Regions from separate parts of the Homo sapiens genome. Here regions 1 and 3 are each linked to region 2. The links are chromatin contacts, found by Hi-C or POLR2A ChIA-PET in ENCODE. All regions are on one chromosome and are shown on one strand. Each heading gives the region's core, a stretch centred on a gene start or an enhancer-like site at or near the end of the contact. The rest is flanking DNA. Distances are from core to core; before and after follow the strand shown.

What was found. A loop is a pair of places that touch in the nucleus more often than their neighbours do. ChIA-PET counts read pairs that join two places held with the same protein, here RNA polymerase II (POLR2A). Pooled maps may share reads with other maps.
Region 1: a map of head of caudate nucleus shows a loop between it and region 2 (2.6-fold over the local background). The contact joins the enhancer-like site here to the promoter of SMIM3 in region 2. A Hi-C loop is called at or near these places in 2 of 168 maps with a recorded cell type or tissue (head of caudate nucleus and heart left ventricle) and 3 of 50 pooled maps. POLR2A ChIA-PET finds 5 or more read pairs at or near these places in 2 of 52 experiments (activated CD4-positive, alpha-beta T cell and naive thymus-derived CD8-positive, alpha-beta T cell).
Region 3: a pooled map shows a loop between it and region 2 (2.7-fold over the local background). The contact joins the enhancer-like site here to the promoter of SMIM3 in region 2. A Hi-C loop is called at or near these places in 4 of 37 single-sample maps with no recorded cell type and 4 of 50 pooled maps. POLR2A ChIA-PET finds 5 or more read pairs at or near these places in 3 of 52 experiments (GM10248, activated CD4-positive, alpha-beta T cell and activated T-cell).

What each region holds. Positions count from the first base shown.
Region 1 is chr5:151,039,239-151,042,551 of GRCh38, forward strand. It overlaps TNIP1 (TNFAIP3 interacting protein 1), which reads right to left. Exons shown (of 18, transcript NM_006058.5): 11 at 3,302-3,313. Among named protein-coding and RNA genes, the nearest start is that of GPX3, 20 kb to the left of the region's middle. Within about 2 kb of position 1,338, at least 13 of the 41 ENCODE cell types and tissues checked have a DNase peak (open chromatin) inside an H3K27ac peak, as active enhancers do.
Region 2 is chr5:150,777,272-150,780,623 of GRCh38, forward strand. SMIM3 (small integral membrane protein 3) reads left to right here and starts at 1,486. Exons shown (of 2, transcript NM_032947.5): 1 at 1,486-1,701. It overlaps LOC124901110, which reads right to left and starts at 3,130. Exons shown (of 2, transcript XM_047417995.1): 1 at 2,636-3,130; 2 at 1-2,280. The coding sequence starts at 1,850. The coding sequence ends at 1,209. RefSeq lists a silencer at 1,381-1,570 and an enhancer at 2,008-2,869.
Region 3 is chr5:151,067,088-151,070,596 of GRCh38, forward strand. The region is part of intron 1 of TNIP1 (TNFAIP3 interacting protein 1); the gene reads right to left. Among named protein-coding and RNA genes, the nearest start is that of TNIP1, 12 kb to the right of the region's middle. RefSeq lists enhancers at 1-48, 49-791. Within about 2 kb of position 1,909, at least 10 of the 41 ENCODE cell types and tissues checked have a DNase peak (open chromatin) inside an H3K27ac peak, as active enhancers do.

The DNA.
Region 1 (3,313 bases), core at 88-2,587, 260 kb after region 2:
AAGGTTGGTAAGCTGGCTAGGATGGCCTCTCCAGGAGGCCTCGGATTCTCTGTCCTGCCTGGCCCAGCCCTTACGTTCTCCCCTGGCCATCACTTCACAATGCTCACATGCAAAGCACCTGGGGTCGGTACAGTAATGTCCATCCGGTCCTGCCCTCAATTATTATGTGTCAATTTAAAATAATAATTAAAAAAAGAAAAAGCAGTAGCTCAGTTGAGTAAAAGACCCTGGATTCCGACACCAGTTCATCCACTAAGCAGCTGAGACCCCTGGCACTGCCACAGCCCTCTCTTGTCTAAGCTTACCTACCTGTCACAGGTACGGGGTTCCTAACGTGAGTCACACAGAGACCTCAGGAGGCCTGTGAGCCCCAAAACTGAATGCGAAATTTTGTTGTGTGTAATCTGCTAGAAAGAAAAGCCATAGTTCTGACCAGATTCACATGGGGGTCTTCCGTGATCCACAGAAAGCGATAAACTACGGATAATCCCTAACAGACACTGCAGCTCATACAGCCTTGGAGCCTAGAGGAGAGATGACACGCCCAGAGAGAACTGTGACATAAGGCAGAGAGTGCTCCTCCAGAAAGAAACAAAATACTGTGGGGCTAAAAGAAAGATCACCACAGCTGAGGGAAGGCTTCCAGGAGGCGGTTCCATACCCTCTACGGAACCAGCAGGGCTTCGCCACAGCCAGCCAAGACTGGGATGGCCTTTAGACAGCATCAAGCCCCAGCCCTGTAATACGATGGGAAACAAATGTCCAGAGAGGGGAAGTGACGTACCCAAGGCCACACAGTGAGCTGGGGCTAGAACCCAGGTTTCCTATTCCCTTGCTCTCTCTCCTTCCATGTCAAAGGAGGTGTTGAAACTAGGGGATGGCAGCACAGTGCAGTGGAAAGACCAGGCACATCCCCAAATAAACTATATATTCCTATGTGTACATATATGCGAGAAAGGTCTGGAAACAGATGCACCAAAATGGTAACAGTGGTTCCCTCTAGGGAGGGCCTGGGATCATGGCAGTGGGAGGTAGTCCAGGGAAACTTTCACTTTGTAGCATGTGGACATTTCATAACTGTGTATTCACAGCATGTGATTAAGAGACCAGTCGCAGGGGTTAGTTTTCACCCAGCCCTGTGTGACCTTTAGTCAGTACGGACTGCAGAGGGCAGGCTTGGTCAGACCTCCCTGGGAATTGTTCTGGACTCCCCATCAAGAGGCTCCCGGATGGGCATGGGCTTTACCGAAATTCATCCTTATCTACAGGGCCACGCCTTGTCATGAAACGTCCTACCTTCCCTGTAGCTGACAGGGAAGAGCCCTCACATTCCAGGGATTTGTCTCACCTACCACTGTGAGCAAGGGAGAGGGGCCAAAGAGCCAGGATGTCTGGCTGCGAGTCACCAGGTATGACTGTGCACTCATAAGGAAAGACAGAAGTGTTCTCCCTACCACACCTCCAAGGTAAGGGGGTGTCACAGACGTAGGCTGACTGCTCAAATAAGGCCCCTGGTGTCCCATGCTGACGGGAGGAACTGTGAAAGGCAATCCAGGTTGAAAATGTCCATTTTTAAGCTAGGCAAAAGACCATGCCCAGTTCCCATGAAGGGGAAAACATGGTGACATAAATAAAATCTCCCAAGAGTCTGGCAGTCAAGTGGCCTTTCCTCTTTAAGCTGCTCCAAGGTCCTGATGGGCCTTGGCTGGTCTCATTCATACATATGACTGGGCAGATACTACTACTTCAGGGGACCTGTTGTTTCCCCCCAAGAAAGAATCTGGTCTCACTTATGCCCACTCTCTGATCTCTGTAACTTCTTCTTCGTAGTACTTTTTTTTTTTTTTTTTGAGACAGGGTCTCATTCTGTTGCCCAAGCTGGAGTGTAGTGACACAATCTCAGCTCACTGCAACCTCCGCCTCCCGGGTTCAAGCGATTCTCGTGCCTCAGTCTACCGAGTAGCTGGGACTACAGACATGCGCCACCACTCCCAGTTAATATTTGTATTTTTATTAGAGACGGGGTTTCACCATGTTGGCCAGGCTGGTCTCAAGCTCCTGATCTCAAGTGATCCGCCCACCTTGGCCTCCCAAAATGCTGTGTTTACAGGCATGAGCCACCATGCCTGGCCATACATTTTTCTTTTAGAGAAACAGGGTTTCACTCTGTTGTCCAGTCTGGAGTGCAGTGGCACAATCACAGCTCACTGAAGCTTCCAACTCCTGGGCTCAAGCAATCCTCCCACATTAGCCTGAGTAGCTAGGTCTACAGGTGCACACTGCCACACCCAGTGAATTTTTTAATTTTTGTAGAGACAAGGTGTGGCTATGTCACTGAGGTTGGTCTCAAACTCCTGGCCTCAAGCAATCCTCCCACCTCGGCATCCCAAAGTGCCAGGATCATAGGCACAAGCCACCCAACCCGGCCTTCTCTGCAACACTTAACACACTTTTACTTTATTTGCTTCTGTAATTAGTTGTCTGGCACCTCTTTCCCAGCGAGGGCAGGGTTGAGCTGTTCCTGTGGACTCTATGCCAAAGCACAATGCCTGAGACAGGCTCTGAAGACAAATGCCGGGATGAATGGATAAATGAAGCTCTGTCTCATGTTGTAGCCCCTCCCCAACAAATCACCATCACTATGCTGAACACTTGGCAGCATCCCACCCCACCAAGTGCCATACAGCAGGCCTGCTTGGATCTTTTTTTTTTTTTTTTTTAGCAAGAGTTTCACTCTTGTTCCCCAGGCTGGAGTGCGATGGTGCAATCTTGACTCACTGCAACCTCCGCCTCCCAGGTTCAAGCAATTCTCCTGCCTCAGCTACCTGAGTAGCTGGAATTACAGGTGCCTGCTGCCACACCTGGCTAAGTTTTGTATTTTTAGTAGAGATGGGATTTCATCATGTTGGCCACGCTGATCTTGAACTCCTGACCTCAGGTAATCCACCCGTCTCGGCCTCCCCAGTTGCTAGGATTGTGAGCCATCGTGCCCGGCCACCTGCTTAGATCTTTTATATGGTGTGCTTCCCTGTACAGTTCCCCATTCCCTACAATTTTAATGGAACAAAAAGTTCTGAATAAAAACAAGAAAATGTGAAAAGCTGTAGTTAATGTAACTTTCTCAATTTTCAGATGGGAAACTGCAGTGCAGGGAAGGAACGTGCCTGTGTTTTTGGTCACCTAGCTCTTTCGCACTAGACCCCCGGGTCTCCTGACTCCTGCCCCTGGCTTGTTTGCTCCACAGAACTCTCCGCTAATGTGGAGGGGAACTGACTCTGCAGGGACCAGCAGTCACACTTGCCTCCTCCATTTC
Region 2 (3,352 bases), core at 236-2,735:
TATTTCTGGCTTGCTTTTAGGGTCCCAGGGCAAGTCGATATTAAAGAGATACTAATAAATTGCTAAATGGAAAGGGAGACTAGGACTCAGCTGGCTCCAGGCCTGAGCTTCTGCCTTGTCCCAGAGGGAAGCCAATGTTCACAGCAGGGCACATGGAGTTACCAGTTGTCCACCCAAAGGAACTCTCATCCCCTTCACTAACCAGGGAAAATGTCATATTAAGATTGTCCTCCTGTTGCAGTGAGCCGAGATCATGCCACTGCACTCCAGCCTGGGCGACAGAGCGAGACTCCGTCTCAAAAAAAAAAAAAAAAAAAAAAAAGATTGTCCTCCTTCAATCTTTTTTTACTATTAAATGAGAGCTTTGTATTAAACTATTCAGAATTGGGTTGTCCTTGTTTTTAGGTTCCCACACTATCTCTTTTGAATAAAACATGTTGTTGGGTGACAGCCCTTAGGGTTTTTCTCAAATCATTTCTCATGTGAATCCCCTTCATCCTCACTGTCCTTCCCTTAAGAAACTGGCGTGTGATAATGATGATTTAGAGGTCATTTCTGCTGACCTCATCCCTGAATCAGAGGAAACAGCATGGAGTAAGTTCTAAGTTCGGGGCCCACACCATATCAAATTTAGGCCTGGGGAAGGCAGTATGGCTCTTTCCAAACCCTCCAAAACACTACTGGGCTCCAAGACTGCTCAAGGTCTCACTGATAGTCAAGGCTTGTGCTCCTTTTTTTCAGAAGAGTAAGATTAAAGAAAACCACTGTGAATTAAAAAGTGTGGGTGCCAACATGGGACGGGAGTCCCCCCTCACTCCATGGATGACATAGAGGGGGCAGAAGATTACAGAATTGGCATTGTCCTGCGTGGAAGCTGGGCCACCCACAGTGGCGTGGGAAGCCTCTCAGATGCTGGATTCTAATGGGCTCTTGATCACCTTGGATTGGGCTATTTCATTGTTATCACAAAATAAACAGGATGCTCCAAGTCATGTTATGGCAGAGAACCAACCAGCTTCACACTGGTCCTCTAAACCAATCCTCACAACAGGACTGGGAGACAGGTGTTACCTTTCCCACTTTACAGAGAATGAAACAGAGTGGCAAAGCCTCCGAAGGACCCTACACTTCGGACATCGCAAAGCAGGATCTGAGTCCCGGCTCCTCTGTCCAAACCTACTTGCTAGGCTTTCTTTCCCATGTCTACTCTATAGCTGGAAAGGTCGTGGAGGACACATTTTAGGCCAACCCTCTCGGTTTACAATCCAGAGAGGGGAGACCCTCAGAAGCCAAGCGACATGTCCACGGCTACGCGGCGAGTGTGTGGCAACGTGGAAGGGGAGCCCGAGACGCCCTGGTCTCTCCCTTCTCTCGCAGGTTCCTTTCTCCCCGAACGCAGCCCGCAGGGGACGCTGGAGGAGGAGCTGAGCTGGAGTTGCCGGGGCCCCGGGACCGGGCGTTCCGGGGGCGGTCCCCAGCAGCCGCGCATTCCAGAGCCAGCAGCGCGTCCTGGCCGCTCCTGCGCTCTCCCGCCTCCCGGGGCTCGGAGGAGCCGGGGCACGTTCCAGGAGCTGCCTAGGGCTGAGGTTCCAGGCCTGGGGGTCGCTTCCAGCTGCCAGATCCCGTGCAGTCCTGGGGACCCTGAGAAGCACCGAGCCATCCCTGACCCAGGAACTTTCCGCAGACTCGCCGCCATCTGGGGTGAGTGGGGCCACCGGGGGATTGTTTGTGGGGCTCTGGCAGAGCGGAGCTCTTCGGATTCGCGACCTACCTCTAGTGCGGCCCCTTTCCCCGGGCTCCCAACGTTCTTCTTTATGTCCGGTCTCTCCTCCCCATTTCTCCCTTTTCATCACTTTTGTATTTCTTGCCCTCACCCCCTCCTTTTTCTCCTGCTGTCAGCTCTTAAGTTCGAGCCTCCTAGTGCACAGAATTTTGGGCCTGGGGGAGGCGGAGCTTGGGTGGGCGAACCCCAGCCCCACTCGGAGACTGGCTTCTCTCCGGGTCCGCTGCCCTTGCCTTCTCGGGAAGCCTCCTCCTCGGGCAGACTGCCACCTCCTGGCTCTCCAGGCCCAGCGTCAGGGTTCAGCGCCCGGGCCTGAGCACCTGCTTGGGCGCTGCGCTGGGTTTGGGTCTTTGCACTTACCTGTCCCGCTTTTCTCGAGGCCCCGTGTAGAAGGCGCCAGGAGTTTGGAGTCAGGAGTGGCGGGTTCCAGCCCTGGTTCTGTCACTAACTGCTTCACCATCCTTGTTTTTCCATCAGTGAAATTGGGAAAACATTTTCTGCGTGCAGAAAGCAAAGGAGAAAGGACATGAGCAAAGTATCTTGGAGAGAAGGCTTCCTTCAAGCTCCCTCCTGCTGGTTAGCTGTCCCTTTCCTGAGGACGTAGTTGTTCCAGTTGCTGGTTGTTTTGCTCCCTAGTCTCCCCCATGCCAGTTTCTTGAGGGTAGGGACTGCCTGTCTATCGTCATCTCTGAGGCATTCTCAGCTCTTGGAGCAGGGCCTGGCTAACAGTAGGTGCTCCATACATATGTACTGAGTGAAAGGATGAAAGGTGTAACCCCCCCCGCCCCCCCCACAAATTGAAACAAACCTCAGGGGCTGTTATTCTGATTGAGGGCCAGGCTGGGCTCTTACTTATGCAGCTGCACTTGTTTCTTCTGGACCAGCTGGAATCCTGCTGCACCTGGGGGCTGAGGAGTCTCCGGTTCATCTGTGGTGAATACTAAGGTCCTCAAAGCTCCAGGGTGTGGTGGTGAAGGCTGCGCAATCACACAAGTATCAGAGATTCCTTGAACATCTGCTATGATGCGTGCTGCTACTGCAGTGGCCACATAGTTTGGAAGGATTGGGGATGCCTGAATTAGGTGGAGGTGGGAGCGGGAAGAACAGGTACTCTGGGGGTTAGGAGACCCTCTGAATTACCCTAATGGAGGCATTTCCCCTCTCTGGCCCTTGTCTTCCCTATCTGTAAAATGAAGACATGGGAGTGGAACAGATGTTTGTCTGTGGTTGAGCATGACATGCTCTTTGGTTTATGCAGGCCGCACAGCAGCCATCTAGACACACGCAAAGCAGCACAGCTGAGCTTTAGGACATCATGTGCTTCTGCAGTGACAACTGAAAAAAACTAAAAAGTGTTTTCCTGCTCCAGCCGGGACCTCCTGTTCCCAGCTGTCCTGGGACTGTGAATCATGCTGTGGGGGTTACAAGTCATGCTTCATGAACTCTCCCACAAGTGACCTCTCCGAACCTCAGAACTGTGGCTCCATGACACTAAAGATCTGGGGAGTCCCAGAGAACAGCCAGAGAACCACTGAGTCGCGGTGAGGTGTTAGAGATGCAAAACAAATG
Region 3 (3,509 bases), core at 659-3,158, 290 kb after region 2:
GAGGCAAAGGACAGCTACCCACACTCCCATCACAAGTCATCACCCGGCTTAGGGGTGACTTGTTTTTAACCTGAAAGGTCAGTGTTCTACAGCATAGCACAAAGTGCAGATGTTTCCACCGAACTAAGAAACAGTGTGGGGGCTGCACTTAGCACTGGAACTGGCACATAGTAAAGTACTCAAAAATGTTGGCAGACATTGGGGGTCCTTCCCCTCTGCTTGCCTCTGTCCTCACGAGGCTTGCCACCTGGTACAGCATGTGTCTGACTGGTGCGGGCATTGCCCATCTGGCTGGGAACTTCCTGAGGCAGGAGCGTACTTTGCACATCTTTGTATTCCTGTCGGGAGCACAGGAGGGTGGGCCTTCCTTGAGAGCTGCTTGGAGTTCAAGAACAGTGAAACAGAGGGCTACAAGGGGCCTGGAGCCACCTTGCATGACAAAGGCAGCAGTGTCCTGGTTCTTGTCCACCATTATGCATTCACCCTAAATGGAACTCACAGTCAACACCACATGAAGGCATGGGGAATTTCTTACTCAATGTCTGCCTTGTCCTGTAGATTAGAGGCTGCATGAGGACAGGGAGCAAGTCCATCCTGTGTGCCAGGGTATCTTCAGAGTGGCCCAGAGTAGGGCCTCGGTAAACCTTGAATTCAGAGAAGTCAGACTGAAGGGAACAAGCCCTTGACCCCGACCCCGCCTCCTGCAAGGCCATGTCCAACATCCCAGAGAAAGCCTAACCCTGACCCACTGACCAGACGCACTTGGACGCCCAGACACTTCTAGAATCCAGGCTGGGCCAGCCATGCTCCCTCAGAGAGGCCCAGATGTAAGGCGAAGGGACAAAGCAGGATGCAGGATGTGGGAACTGAAACCCACCCCACGTCCTCCAAAACACGCAACACTCAGTTTCTCTTGGCGCTGGGGAGTCAACGGGAAAGGGGTTCATGGGAAACAAAAAGTGGGCAGACAGAGCTATGCTCCCCTACTTTAGCCTCAGGGGGCAGAGCTTGGGGAGAAAGAAAGGCAGTGGGCAGAGGAGACGCAGGAGAAATATCCTATTGTGGGAAAACCCTCTCTGGAGATCAGAGGAGCCACCCCTGGAGGGCCTGGACTTCTGGAGGAAAGAAAGACAAAGAGGGAAACAGGGAATTTCCAAGTTCTGCTGACCTCATGCCCAGATGGTCAGCGGCAGTCCCTGGATGACCACTGGGCAGACGGGAACTCTCCCTCTGATCAATGAGGTTTTTATAACTTCTCCCAGAGAGAGGACTCATTCTCAGGATGACAGAGCTGGAGGGGACTCTCCAAGGGCAATGAGGCGAATCCTGCATTATCAGGTGGGAGAGAGATGCACCCAGAAACACTCAATGGATGAGGGGCTGCATTCGAACATGACGATGGCATGCACTCCCCTCTGCTGTCCACAAACCACGAGGATGTTTTCAAAGGGGAAAAGGAAGCACTGACCACTCCCCTCCATGTGGCAGTATCTGGAGTTCAGAGCCCAGGAGTCCTCGGGCATGAGCTCATCTGATTCTCACTCACGGCACAGGCAGTGCAGCAAGGCAAGGCCCTGAGCAGGGAAGGCCAAGGTCACAAAGGAGTCAGGATGGAGCTGGGACCAGAAGATCCCTGCTCTCCCTCCAGGCTGCCCACAGCCCATCCTCCATTTCCCTTCCTGCCCAGCAATCCCATGGCACACCACAGGCCCCCACCACATCTTCTCAGAGTCTCTTTCCACCTGGCCTGGTTCCACAAACTACAAATCAGCAGGTGCTCCACCAGCAGTGGGACTCCAGCCCCGCTTGCCCAAACCAGAAACAGCTGGTGGTATAGAAGCAGCCAGCGCAGACTTTCTTCCAAAACAAGACCTCAGCCAGCGGGGCCTCCACAGCCTGCCCCAGAGGGGCCCTGGGGCTGCCCGCTGGAACCAGAAAGGCCCAGTTTGGGGGCAGAAAGGGGCCCAGACAGACGGCAGGTCAGGCAACAACCACAGACCGTGAAGATGGAAGTGATGCTGCTGAAACCGAAGGAGCCACCCACTAGCAGGCAAGCACTTGTGGGTGGCAGGGAGGCAGTAGTCCCCAGGGCTCAACTCTCAGCCTTACCCCAGAAAGAGAGGGGTATGATAAAGACTACATTCAGAATTAAATTTACATTCTAGCTTTTGCTCTGAAATGCTTTGGTCTGTCAGATTATCTTCCCATTAGCAGTGTTCTGGTGGCTGGGTAGGGGGGTGGTCCCAGACCCCCCAAATGATATTCACTTGCATAGCCACTAACATTTGCAAAATACTTCATAGTGTCCCAAGCATTGTTTTTCCATCTGATTATCACAACAGCCCTGGGAAGAAGGCAGGGCTGATACCTGCCTGATGGATAAGGAAACTGAAGTCCAGCTTGGGGACTTAATCAGCCCAATTTAATGCCTTTGGTCACTGGCTGCATCCTGGGGCCAGCTATCCCTGCAACCCTGGAGCAGGTGATGCCCTCCCTGGCCCAGAGGGAAAAGTGTAAGCAAATCTCTGGTACAGGGAGGTGGAAGGTCATCGAGGCCAACATCTACCTCCCCAGCAGAGGTGAGGGCTGCCAGGGATGCTGGCAGGTGGGCTGGCAGAGGGGGTATAGGGAAGGGGTCTCCAGGAAAGACGGCACAGAACAGAACGTCAGAGAGGTCTATTCTAGTGTCTACTCTGCTGTGTATGGAACCATGGGCTCATTCCCTCACATGCAAGGGGAGGAGCATGGGCCACACAGAAACCGGGTGATGGCTAAAGCTGGCCTCAGGATCAAGAAGACCCAAGTCTCAGGAGCTAGCAGCAAGCTGAGGAAAGAGAGAGAGCCAGCACCATGGAAACATCGCTGCCTTGGAGGCAGGAAGAAAGGTCCACACAGGGAAAGTGCTCAAGGCCAACCTTGCGAACACGAGGCCTGAGAGGGGGCCTCACCTGCACTAGCCTCAGCTCTGTCCACCCTGTGGGCTGTGAAACCCTGGAGCAGCCACTCACCTTTCCTGAGCCTCAGGTGCCTCATCTGTAAAGCAGGAGTAATAATAGAACCTACCTGATAGAAGATCAAAGAAATTAAATGAAACAATATGTGTATAGTTGGAAGGGAATTCTCACTTTCTACTTTAGGCAATACTTCCTGATTATCTGATTTAACAAGAAACACATCTTTGTTTTATAATAAGATTTCCAAAATAATAAGAGTATACAGTAACTAGCTCAGCATTTGACACACAGCAGGTGCTTAATAAAAGGCTGAGGCAACCCCACAACTGTGCCCAGCTTATCTAAGGGCCAAGGCTTTCCCCATTTGTTCTCTCCTTTAATGGGATTTTAGGCTCTTCCGTCAGCTCAGTAAGCTAGGTTCTGGCCTCCACTTATTCTCTAGTGACCTGCATATCACCATTTAACTGTGGTTAAGCAGGGTGCCTGGACACACCATAGCTAGTGAACATGTAGCTATAAGAAGCCCTTGAACCACGATGCCACACTCACCAACAA